Regions from separate parts of the Mus musculus genome. Here all the other regions are linked to region 2. The links are chromatin contacts, found by Hi-C or POLR2A ChIA-PET in ENCODE. All regions are on one chromosome and are shown on one strand. Each heading gives the region's core, a stretch centred on a gene start or an enhancer-like site at or near the end of the contact. The rest is flanking DNA. Distances are from core to core; before and after follow the strand shown.

What was found. Hi-C counts contacts between places; a loop is a spot of excess contacts on that map. ChIA-PET counts read pairs that join two places held with the same protein, here RNA polymerase II (POLR2A).
Region 1: a loop to region 2 is called in a map of v-Abl transformed pro-B cells, with 3 times the contacts of the local background. The contact joins two enhancer-like sites. A Hi-C loop is called at or near these places in 2 of 37 maps with a recorded cell type or tissue (both v-Abl transformed pro-B cells). POLR2A ChIA-PET finds 5 or more read pairs at or near these places in 1 of 5 experiments (embryonic stem cell).
Region 3: a loop to region 2 is called in a map of T-helper 17 cell, with 2.7 times the contacts of the local background. The contact joins two enhancer-like sites. A Hi-C loop is called at or near these places in 1 of 37 maps with a recorded cell type or tissue (T-helper 17 cell). POLR2A ChIA-PET finds 5 or more read pairs at or near these places in 1 of 5 experiments (embryonic stem cell).

What each region holds. Positions count from the first base shown.
Region 1 is chr1:131,425,714-131,429,622 of GRCm38, forward strand. The region is part of intron 3 of Srgap2 (SLIT-ROBO Rho GTPase activating protein 2); the gene reads right to left. Among named protein-coding and RNA genes, the nearest start is that of Srgap2, 100 kb to the right of the region's middle. Within about 2 kb of position 2,030, at least 1 of the 3 ENCODE cell types and tissues checked has a DNase peak (open chromatin) inside an H3K27ac peak, as active enhancers do.
Region 2 is chr1:131,553,101-131,557,233 of GRCm38, forward strand. No RefSeq gene overlaps it. Among named protein-coding and RNA genes, the nearest start is that of Fam72a, 27 kb to the left of the region's middle. Within about 2 kb of position 2,036, at least 1 of the 3 ENCODE cell types and tissues checked has a DNase peak (open chromatin) inside an H3K27ac peak, as active enhancers do.
Region 3 is chr1:131,482,287-131,486,171 of GRCm38, forward strand. All of the region lies in intron 2 of Srgap2 (SLIT-ROBO Rho GTPase activating protein 2), which reads right to left. Among named protein-coding and RNA genes, the nearest start is that of Srgap2, 43 kb to the right of the region's middle. Within about 2 kb of position 1,344, at least 1 of the 3 ENCODE cell types and tissues checked has a DNase peak (open chromatin) inside an H3K27ac peak, as active enhancers do.

The DNA of each region.
Region 1 (3,909 bases), core at 780-3,279, 130 kb before region 2:
CATGGTGATCTTCATGATCTGATTTTGACAAGTACACTGTGATCATGTTAGAAAACAATGACCTTTTTAACAGACACCCACTGAAGTATGTAGGGATAAAAGAGTACCATGTCTGCAAACTTACTCTGAAGCGTCTCAGGAACACAAACACTGAAAATTGCACATGAAAAGTAAGAGGAGTATATTAAACAAATGTGTGCTATATTAATCTTACTTTCAATATGGGTAAACTGGTATATGATATTTTTGAATTATTCTTACATTTTTTATAATTATAAAATATGTCAAAATAAAAAAATGATCAAGGATTCCATTCTGGCAGAAAGTGAAGCCATTGTCCTCACCTCTCCTTTGGCAGTAAGTATGTTACTTTGCTTTTTCATATAAGCCTATCTCCCCCACAGCACTATGAGCCTCCTGCAAAAAGGGGAGGTCAGTCCTCTCTATGACTCTAAAGCCTGGGCAGAACCTGTGCAAAATTATTCACTTTTGATGATGAAATGAAGCCAAGTGTTTATTCGAGTGTCTAAAAGCATCCCTCAACAGTTCGGGTTCCTCATCTTGAACTCCATGCCTTATCAGAACACAAAACTGTATACACACATACTTACACTATTTCATATTAATCAGAAACTGTATACACACATACTTACACTATTTCATATTAATCAGTAACCTCCACTAGTTAAAGTGTCAGCTTAATCTTCTGGTTATATTTCATTCCTAGCAGATCCCTAGCAAGTAGTAAGTGTTCATTAATGTTTGCTTAAAAAATTAAGCCAACTAGGAAATACTATTTATTTCCTAAACTTCTGGACAAAACAGCCAGTGACCTGCTTTCCAGAATTATTAACAATGTAAGAGTATTGTTAATAGTCCCCAAACAACAAATGGTTTTAACCAAAGATTATAAAAACAGTTGTTTCTGGCTAACTAGAGTGGCACAAACATTTGTCCAAACCTGATATATTGTCTTTTCTTCATTTGATTAAAGGTGAGAACCTTTCTAAGCATATTTTAAGTTTGTATTACACTACAGACATAGATTTTCCTGACTGCATTGTGAAGTATAAAGTTTCTAAGCATTCATTTTGCTTAGTACCATGTACTTGGAGTTTGGGTGATAGGGATAAAGAAGAGCCAGCCCTCAGGTTTGGAAATGAGGCAGAACACCTGCTTAGCTGTGTGCAGATGTGTGGCTGTAGGTTACAGCCCTAGTGCCACAAAAAGGAAGGGAGGACAAAGATAGAGGGGCAGAACTGAAATTGCTGTTAAGTCTCACTATCTATAACTGAAGGTGATTAATGATGTAATGGGAATCTCGCAAAAGCAGCACCAAGAAAGTGCAAAAAATAAGCTCAGAATCCAAGAAAAGTGTCATGTGGTGGTGCATGCCTGCAATCCCAGTACTCAAGCGGCTGAGGGAGGACCATGGGTTCAAAAGTGAGATGCTGACCTCAAAAAAAAAAAAAAAAAAAAAAAAAAAAAAGCCCAGAAAAGCCCATAACCCAGAAATCTCTACACTGAAAGATCCAAACGCCTTTGAAGGTACTAATGAAAGTCTATGCTGTGCAGCTGTCAGAAAATGTTGTAGTAGGAAGGGCACACATTTCTATCCATACAAGGAAGGGGCTAACAAAGTCACATGTGTACAAATGAGCAAGCTTGAAGGGGAGGAAGGCAGGAAATCAATACGCCTTTGAAGCTCAGCCTTTCCTAACTATGCCTGCTTCCCTGGGTACCTCGCTCTCTATTCAGAGTCCATTCAATAGTGCTTTATGTTCCAAGGAAATCTGTCAGAGGCATTTCCACCTGTACATTGCAAAATCAGTCCCTTACAACTTCCTCCTTTTGCTGAATCCCCAAGACGCTGCCTATAAATTCAAAGAATTTCAAGCATCAACAGAAACCTCAACCTCCACCCCTAGAACTTAGTTAGGAACATCTGTTGTTTACAAAGGTTCAGACTGAGAGCTGCCAGACTTGTTCTACAACCTCTACTTTGACACCAGAGGCTGCCAGGGAGGGATGTCTGAATTTCATGCAAGGATGCCCTGTTCCAATCGCTTAAGCACAACTAGGTTAATACAGCCCAGCACCCTGCCACTGAACACAATCCTAGTTTGTTTGCTTCATTCTGATCCTGAGTCCTTAACCATGTGCCAAAAATGTTAAGATGCAAACCTGTTCATTGATCCTTTCAGAACGTCAGACCCAAGGGGCAGAGGGTCAGTTAAGTAGAAGAAACAGAAGCTAACAGAATAAAATTATCTTGTTGCAATGAAAAATCCGAACTCTTTTTTTTTCTCAACCTCCTTAAATCTTTCATTAATACTGAGCCATTCCCTCATGATTCTGTATCTCCTCACAGTATGATACTTCATCACAGCACAGGACATAGATATTAAAGTCTTTACTTCAGTTAACATGGGACCAAATTTAATTGAGAACATAATTGTGTTATCTTCTACCTTTCTGTGACTGAACCAAGCACGAGTCCTTTCCTGAATATTCCACTTTTCCTCCCTTCTCAGGAACTATTGGTACCTGCTTTAAATAGGATTCTATTTTTAGATTCATGTGCCTGTGTGGATATGTGCTATTATTCTCTTATAGCCTGTCTGGCTTTCCCCAATCAACAATAAAATAAATAAATAAATAAAGTCTGTATAGCAGAAGCTGTCTTTTCTTCTTATCTTGGTAGCCTTCCCACCTCACAATCAGCTCCCAATCCCAAAGCATGGCTTTTGTCTTTAAAAGAGAACTGGGTCAAAGACAATGCATCTAATTGGCTGTGAGGCTGTGAGTTCTTAAGAATTAAAAGATCCAGAGATGGAGCTACATACTGCTCCCTAGGTTTATTGAAATACTTATAGGAGGAGAGACGACTGTAATTTCCCTGACCCCCTGTACTGCTGTCAAAGGGCATGCTACTGCCTGGGGAATTAAAAGCTTGAAGTGTGGTCTGCTGACCCTTTAGTGTCAGATCCTAGGAAGCATAGGAAGCTCTTGGAAGTCCAGCATCCTCCCAAATGCTCATAAAAGCATGTTTCGCTGTTGACCTGCCCTCTATCATTCTCTGTCCCAGGAGGATGAAATAACACCATTTAAGTACAAGTGTGGAAGCTTCCTGAGATCTGGAAACCAGTAACCATATTCTGCTTCCAGCATAGCTAATTCATTATGGCCAGTGGCCTGCTGGTCTCCATGGAAAGCACTGCAGGAGGCAGAACAGAACAGATCATCTACCTAGTCAGGTCTCACTGCTCTTTGCAGAAAACCCAACAGTTTATTGCTACACTCTTCTGTGATAGTGGTAATTCTATCAGCTAATTTCTACTGAATATCTACTTAGTGCAGATGCTAGCCTAGTACTTCCCATACTATATCCAATCATAAGAACAACTTTTCAAGGTATTAGTCCACACTTCAGAGATGTGGAAACTGAGGCTAAAAGGGATTTAATGACTAGTTCAAAATCACATTGCTATAAGCAGTAGAGATCAAGTTTAGACTCAAATTTACCTGGTTCAAAGCTCAGGGGGCTTTTTTTTTTGTTTTGTTTTTCTACTAAATTGCAAAGCTTCCTGAAAAGCTTGCACCAAAATTGTTTTTCAGTTCCAAACAGTGGTCAACCAACCTGTCTTGCCTACACTCAAGTTATCTTCTGATGACTCCCATTCTCCTCTGTCCTTGTGTAAGGAGCCTTCCCAACACCTTTCATTTTTCATTAGTTCTTTGGGAGTTCCATATGAGCTTCATACACCTTTCAACTCTTCCCAGATCTATTCTATTCCTGTTCTTATCCACCCAACTTGGCATCATTAAAAAAAAAAAAAATCAAGACAATTTGTGCTGTGCTGCCCAAATATTCTTGGATGTAGTAGTCCTCACTAGAGTATGGTTAAT
Region 2 (4,133 bases), core at 786-3,285:
GCCAATTACGATCACACTGGCAGTCAGAGGTCCAACATATGGCATCACAATTCAGTCCACAGCAATACATATACATTTGTCGTTGCCATTACTCATTCTACCATGAAGCAAACTCCAGGGGAACAGAGACTTAATCTGCTTTGTGGGCTGTAATATTTCCACCACTAGAGCAGAGGGATGGCCCTGTAGATAAAAGAGTAACACCAAGGATCATCCAATTCTGTAGGGCAGCGGTTAAAGCAAAAGGTGCTGAAGGCCATACACTTTGAATGTGGCAAAACAGAACACCCCTAAGAAGGAACCCAGTGATGGGATCAATTAAAGGGAGACAGTGCTACAGGGTTGGAGTTACTGAGTACACATGATTATGCTAACATGTTTTTTAAGACTACATTTATACATAAATAGGGTTACAGATAGTGATGGATTAAGGCAGATTTTTTTTTCTTTTACTTGAAAACTTTGAAGACTTTTTTTAAAAGTCTTTTTAAATTTTATTTTATGTGTATGGTATTTTGCCTGTATGTCTGTGAACCATTTGCATGCCTAGTACCCTTGGGACTCAGAAGAAAATCCCCTGGAACTGGATTTACAGATGGTTGTGAGCCAGCATGTGGATGCTAGATAATGAACCCAAGTCCTGTGGATAAGCACCCTTAACTGCTGAGCCATCTCTCCAGTCCAACTTTGAAATCTTTTAATAGTTCACAAGTGTGGTATAGAAATTCACATGAATTTAAAGGAACAATGTTGTACTGTGTTGGTTTTTCTTCTAATATTCTAGTTTCTGAAAATGTTTTTTTTTTGTATATTCCAAAATGTACAACTTGAACACAAATTTTATTAGAAAAGTTATACTTAACATAATCATCAACTATTTTCAAGAACAATATTAAACCCAATAATGTGTAACAAGAAACTAATGACTTTGCTATAATCAAATGTTCAACTATCTACAGTGTCTTTTTACAAAGGGGATATCCATGGTTTACAGGCACATTGTATTGAAAAGAAAACTGCAAGAGCAATTTTATACAATTACCATTCTCGAGAAACTGAATCATTACAATAGTAATTACAAGTTGAAAATGGTTTTTACTATAACATCGTTGATCCTCCGATCTGAGACCTTTGGCAATGGTGGGGACTGGGATCCCATTGTGCAATGGTTGCACAGGCTGCACTGCAGGGATGCTCTAGTGACTCTGTCTTGTTCTCCTTGTAGTCGAAGGGAGGGATATTCCCTCCTACTCAGACCCTTCCCAGCACAACACCACTATTAACTTCTGTTCTCAGAGACTTCCCAATGTTGTGTAATAAGCAAAGTTGTTCATTGAAAATATCTGGTGTGGGAATAGAAGGCAGTGGAGACATTTGTCGTTGTATCAAAAGCAAAACATGACACAGCTAAGCTTTGAGATAAAATGTCATCTTACCAGGAAAACAAAATGACACGAATTCCATGTTCACTATGGACTGACATTTTTATAGCCTTCGTTAGATTATCCTGACTTAATTTTTGTAGGTATAGAAAAGAAACTGAGGGACCATAGCAAGTAAGAGAGAGAAGCCAGGCCTATGATCTATCTTTATAAGAAAACGTACATTCTATAAATTTCACCCATTTCAAATGTAGAACTCAATGATTCTTAGCATACTTAGAGAATTTTACAACCCCTAACATAGTCAAATTTCAGGATCTTTCCATCCTGTCAAGAAAGTAGGTCTTCATTAGAAGCTCTGCCACAGTTACCACCTCCCCATGCCCTGGACAACCACTAATCTCTTTCTGTCTCTAGATTTGCCTCTTCTGAACTTTTCTTCCAGTGGCACCATGCATTTTGTAGTCTCCTGCGACAACCTCCTTTGACTTAGCATTCTGTTGTTTCTCTTTATTGTCTGCAGTCTCCTAAAAATCAGTCCTTCCTCCAGCTCCGCTTGCCCAGAGCCCCTTTCCTGCTGAGCCAGCTTCATCCTGTGACCTGAGCAAAGCTGGGGAGGGGCCACTCAGAGCCTGGGACCATTGCTTTCTCCTGGAAGGACAAGGCTCTGCAGATGGCAGACAGTGAATGACATCAGGCTCTGCAGTGACTGGAGCTCGTGGCACCAGCTCTTCATTGTTCTATTTTTATTCTCGTGTTAAGATTTTTCAGAGGGAAGGCTTTACTCAAAAACTGCTTCTCTCTCTAGCTGCTCCTACAACCCCAGGCTGGACTCTGCTGCCACCTGCTGTCCTTTAGCCAGACACTGAACAGGAATAGAGAAGGCTTTGTTCCCGGTGATACAGTTACGTATTGAGTTCTATTCTTGTGCGTGCGTGCGTGCGTGCGTGCGTGCGTGCGTGCGTCTGTCTGTCTGTCTGTCTGTCTGCCTGCCTGCCTGCCTCTGTCTGTCTGTGTGTCTCTCTATATATACATAACATATATATGTATACATATGCCTCTGTTTCTCTATATATACATATATATATTTATATATACATATATAATATATGTCTGTGTGTAAGTCTGTCTCTCCCTGTGTCTGTGTTTATCTCTGTGTGTCTGTGTATGTGTCTGTGTGTAGGTCTGTCTGTCTCTATTTGTCTCTTTCTGTCTCTGTCTGTGTGTCTGTCTCTGTGTGTGTCTCTGTATGTGTTTGTGTGTAGGTCTGTCTCTGTCTCTCTCTGTATCTCTGTCTGTCTCTCTGTGTGTCTGTCTCTCTGTATGTCTGTGTATGTGTTTGTGTGTAGGTCTGTCTCTCTTTGTCTCTCTCTGTGTCTCTGTCTCTCTCACACACACACACAAAGTTTCAATACATGTATATAGTGATATCTTTCTATGAAAAATTAGTTGTGGTGGTTTGAATAGCTATGGCCCCATAGACTCATGTGTTTGAGTGCTTGACCTGTCTTTGGGTTTCCATTTCTGTGAAGACACCATGACCATGGCAACTCTTATAAAGGACAACATTTAATTGGTACTGACTTATGGGTTCTGATATTCAGTCCATAATCGTCATAGCAGGAAGCACAGCAGCATCCAGGCAGACATGATGCTGGAGTAACTGAGAGTTCTATATCTTCATCCATAGGAAGCCAGGAGCAGACTGTCTTCTAAGCAGCTAGGATGAGAATCTCAAAACCCACCCCAACAAGGACGCTCTTACTCCAGCAAAGCAATATCTCCAAATAGTGCCACTCCCTGGGTCAAACATATTCAAACCACTACAAGCCATTAGAAAATGTGGCCTTGGAGGAATTGTGTCACTGTGGAGGCAGGCTTTGAAGTCTCCTATGCTCAAGCTGTACCCAGCATGGTACAGTCTCCTTCTGCTGCCTGTGGATTCTAAGGGGTCTCATAGATGTGGAAGGTGGTAGTGTAGCAGTAGATCTACCTAATCTAGGCGCACAGAATGTATTCATATTAATTGAGTCGTGTTTTCATTGCCAGGGCATATTAGGGATGGAGAGAATTACTGCAACAATTACTACAAGATATAGCACTCTCAGCTGCTCCAGCACCAAGTCGGCCTGCACACTGACATGTTTCCCTCCGCATCTCTCCTCTGAGTCATGGAGATTCCTTTCTCCTCCCCCCTGCATCCTAGCCTGTGCAACTCTAAGGGTCCCGCCCCTCTCCCTTTACTCAGCCATTGGCCACTGGCATCTTTATTGATAGATCAAAAACCAACTGGGCACAAGGGCCTTTGGTGTTTGGATATGCAGATTCCCAATTGAATCAAAGCATTAGAACCAATCTCCAACATACTACAACATGCTTTTGAAAGTTGGGGGACAACTTGTGAGAGTTAGTTCTCTCTCCATCATGTGGGTTTTGGGGCTCAAACTCAGGTAATCTGCCTTGGTAGCAGCCACTTTTATCCACTGAGATATTTTATACGTTCAATCAGATTGTTTATCCATGGTGCACACAGGTACGCGCCTATAAGACACTCAAGGAATACCATCACATAAACAAACCTTTTACAGAGATTTGCAAGATCTCTGAAGATCTACTTCTTTCTGATCTCAGCAAGAGTGAATTGATCTTGGATAGCTAAGGGATGCTTAAAAAAAAAATAAAGCATGCACTCATGTGCATGTGTGCACACGCACCACAATACACTGATGTGGATGGGAGATGCTACCCCAT
Region 3 (3,885 bases), core at 94-2,593, 72 kb before region 2:
CTTAATATTTAATCTCCTTTCTCCAAGATCTTTTAAAAAAGAGGCATCTCTTCCTCCATCTCAATATAGGAGGATAAATTTCTACCCAAACAGGAAGGTCTGGAGGATGCTACCAGCTGTCATGAGTTTCCCTATGACTTGAAGACTCTTGGCTCGAGCCATCCTGAAGCATCTTGTTTCCTGTTCTCTGGGTTACAGCCCAGGCCAAGAATAGTACTCCATTCATGCTACTGTGTACACATCCTTTTTATTTGCAGTTTTCTCTTAAATATGTGTAAAACCCTGTTCTTGTACATTATCCAAGGTAAATGGAAATATTTTTTAAGTAGGCACAGAGCAACAGATTTATTTCCTGCCCAGTCTATCAAAAAGCACTGCTTGGGGGAATTCCATTCCAGAGCTAAGACCCATAGGAACTGAGGGGCCATAAGCACCCTATCTACAGCTCCAGACAGACAGACAGCAACAGGACAGCAAAACATAGCATATCCACATCCACCCAGAACTTTATATCTCTGGACATGTTCTGAGCCTAAAAAAGGTCAGGAGGCTGTAAAATTGGTCTCTTTTAACAGGTCAAGCAATGTGAAATCACCTACAAAATGCTGATCTCATTGTTAACCAAAACAACCCTAAAAATCAAGTAAGATTCGTGCTGATAAGCAAGAATGCAAAATCCACTGTTTCCCAACCATCTCTATTCCAAACAATTTCCTATATATCTTTAGTGCTCAAACAATTTGCAGAACACCTTGTGTTTTTTGTTGTTACTGTTATTCTTATTGTTGTCAGGTTTTGGGTGGGGGGATTGTTATTGTTATTCTTGTTTGTTTTTGTTTTTGAAACAGGGTCTCACTTTGTAGTCCTGGCTGGCCTGCAACTTGCCATGTAAACCGACCAGACTGTTCTCTCAAACTCAAGTGAACCGACTTGCAGGAGAGCCTGTAAGCCACAGGCCTGGCACTGTTAAGAGATATCTACTCACTCTCTCATTTACTCCACATCCATATTCATAGTCCTTCCTGGCCCTTGAGCCCTTACAGAACTGCCAAGTGAACAGGCAAATAGAGCAATATGAAAACTATTATTAATGAACAAGTACCAAGTCAGAACTCTCTTCATGCCTCTGGTCACCTCGTTATTTGTATGTATGCCTCTAATTAGATGATGCACATTTAGGGCATGAATTTGTCCTTGAATACTCAGAATTCAGCATTTAAACAGTGTTTCTGTTGTGCGTGTATGTGAGTTGAGTTGTGTGTAAGCATATGCACACAGAAGAGAAGTATCTCTTCTGGCACCTGCAGAAGCCAGAAGAAAAAGTCTGACTCCCTGGAGCGGAAGTTACAGGCAGTTAGGAAGCACCAGATGTGAATGCTAGGATGCAAACTCCAGCCCTCCTGAAAGGGCAGGAAGCTTTCTTAACCAGTTGTCCAGTCCCACAGCACTTGTTTTACACAGCCCATTCTAATTGATGTTTCTTGGATTATTGAATGACTCGTAGAGACTGAGTAGGCTCTTTGTAAAATAAAGTGAATAAGCAGCATTTCTGCTAGGGAAAAAAACCTTTCATTTTATACTTCAGACTAGACTACTAATTATAGCACAACACTGGAAGAAAATAGAAGGCTCCTGATTATAGAACTACAAAGAAAAGGGGGATACAACACACTACGCATTGTAATAATAAAAAGAAGACTGAGATTGCATGGTAAAATCTGCTCCTAACTAGGACTGCCGCATCTTTCTGAGTTTAACATTTTAAATCTTTAACTGACTTTCTTTGCTTGGTGAGTACAGAAAAATATAGTAAAGGAAGTACAAGGGTTCTATGATTTAAAGCAAGGGAGGACAAACTCAAACCACCACACTTCTTGTTGGTCATTTAGAAAGGCATCCATTGACAGGACAAATGAACAGGCACTATTCGCCTCTGGGGAATGGGATTACCTTTTATGGATTCAATAAGGTGTAAAAAAATTAATATCACTCAGATAAGCAACAAAATGGGTAATTAAATGTTAAATTAAAGAATCAAGATGACTGCTAGGTCTTCAGAGTTTAAGAACACACAGAGACACATGTGAGGAGAGCAGTCACTAAGTCACCCTTTATTATAGCCACTTTTTCTTTTCCTTTTTTTTTTTTTAAGATTTTATTTATTTTGTGTATTTGAGTACACCACCACTGTCCTCAGACACACCAAATCAGAAGAGGGCACCACATCCCATTACAGATAGTTTCGAGCCACCATGTGGTTGCTGAGAACTGAATTCAGGACCTCTGGAAGAGCAGTCAGTGCTCTTAACCACTGAGACATCTCTCCAGCCCCTAGAGCCACTTTTCTAACAGAAAAAAAAGTGGCTGAAAGTAAATCTCAAAGGAGTTTATCTTGGGTTGGCAGTGCCTGGATTAGCTGCTACAGTGCTTGCCTAGCATGACAGAGGCTCTCAGTTTGATCTTTAGGACTATATCAGACTGGGAATGATAGCACAGGCCTATTAGAGGTAGAAGCACAAAGATCAGACTTTCACAAGCATCTTAATTACTTAGTTTGCAGACAGACTGGGTTAGAGAAGACTGACCCCTCTCCCCCCAAAAGCTCATCTTCTAGAGTTCTTATTTTGATATAGCCTTTCCCATCCTTCAAATAATTAAGGTTTTAGAAAACACCAGCCTACATCTCATCCTGCTATGCTTTTATCTATATATTAGCTTCTCTTTTTTGCTTCAAAGATAAAAGGATTTTTTTATTTTATGAAATTATTATTATTACTGGGTAACTTATACTGGTATTAGTTATATAGTTGCTATAGCCTGTAAGAGGACAACTTTGTAAAGTTGGTTCCTTCCTTCTGCCTTTACATAGGTTTCAGGGATTAAACTTATTTTGTCAGGCTTGTCAGGTAAAGGGCTCTGAAATGACAAATATATAACCGTTTTACTCACAGAGGTTTTTATGTTTGCTCGTTTGGTTTTTCCAATTTTTATAAAAATACAGCCATGTTATTATACTGCTCCAGGCCTTCATGGTTCTTAAAACATTGCAAAACATTTATCAACTTGTAGTAAATATGCCTCTTTACTCGGCGATCTGTTTCAATAATGCTTTCATTTTTCTTTAACTAAAGGGAAAGCTTGCTTTGAAGAATGAGTAATTAGAGAGCAACTGAGGAAGACACTAGTATCAACTTCTAACCAACACACACACATCCCTGCATGAACACATATATACTACGTATGACAAAAATTAGCATTTCCATTTTTAAAAATATTCTTTTGGTTAAATAGTATACATATTACAGAAGGAATAATATATAAATTCTGAGATTAAAAGAATTTAATCAATTGCTTCCTTTTTAGGGAAATTAGAGAGGTTTTATTGAATTAAGCATTAGGAAAAAGTAGTCTTAGAGAAAAGAGTCCTGGTTCAAGGTATCAAGCTATATGCTCTACTACAGTGAAGAATGTTATCTCAGGTACAATGTAAGCTTAGGGATACAAAACCTTAGAATAATTATCTCATTCCATCTCAAAGACTGCTTATTGACAATAAGATGCAATATTCATCAAAATTATTTTCACAAAAAGATCAATGTGGCATATGATCAGATTACTTATATTTTATTTATGTATTTCTCTTTATTTGTGTGCATATATGATGTGTGTGTATGTGTATGTGAGAGTTCAGGTGCCACACATGTGTGCCACAGTGCACATGTGGAGATCAAATGACAAACTTGGGTGTCAATCCTCTCCTCCTCCCTCTCCCCCCCATTGTTTGTATTAAGTCTCTCTGTTGCTCACTGCTGTGTAAAAGAGGCTTGTTGGCCCACAGTTGACTTGTGAGCTTCAGGAGATTTTCCTATATCCACCTCTCATCTT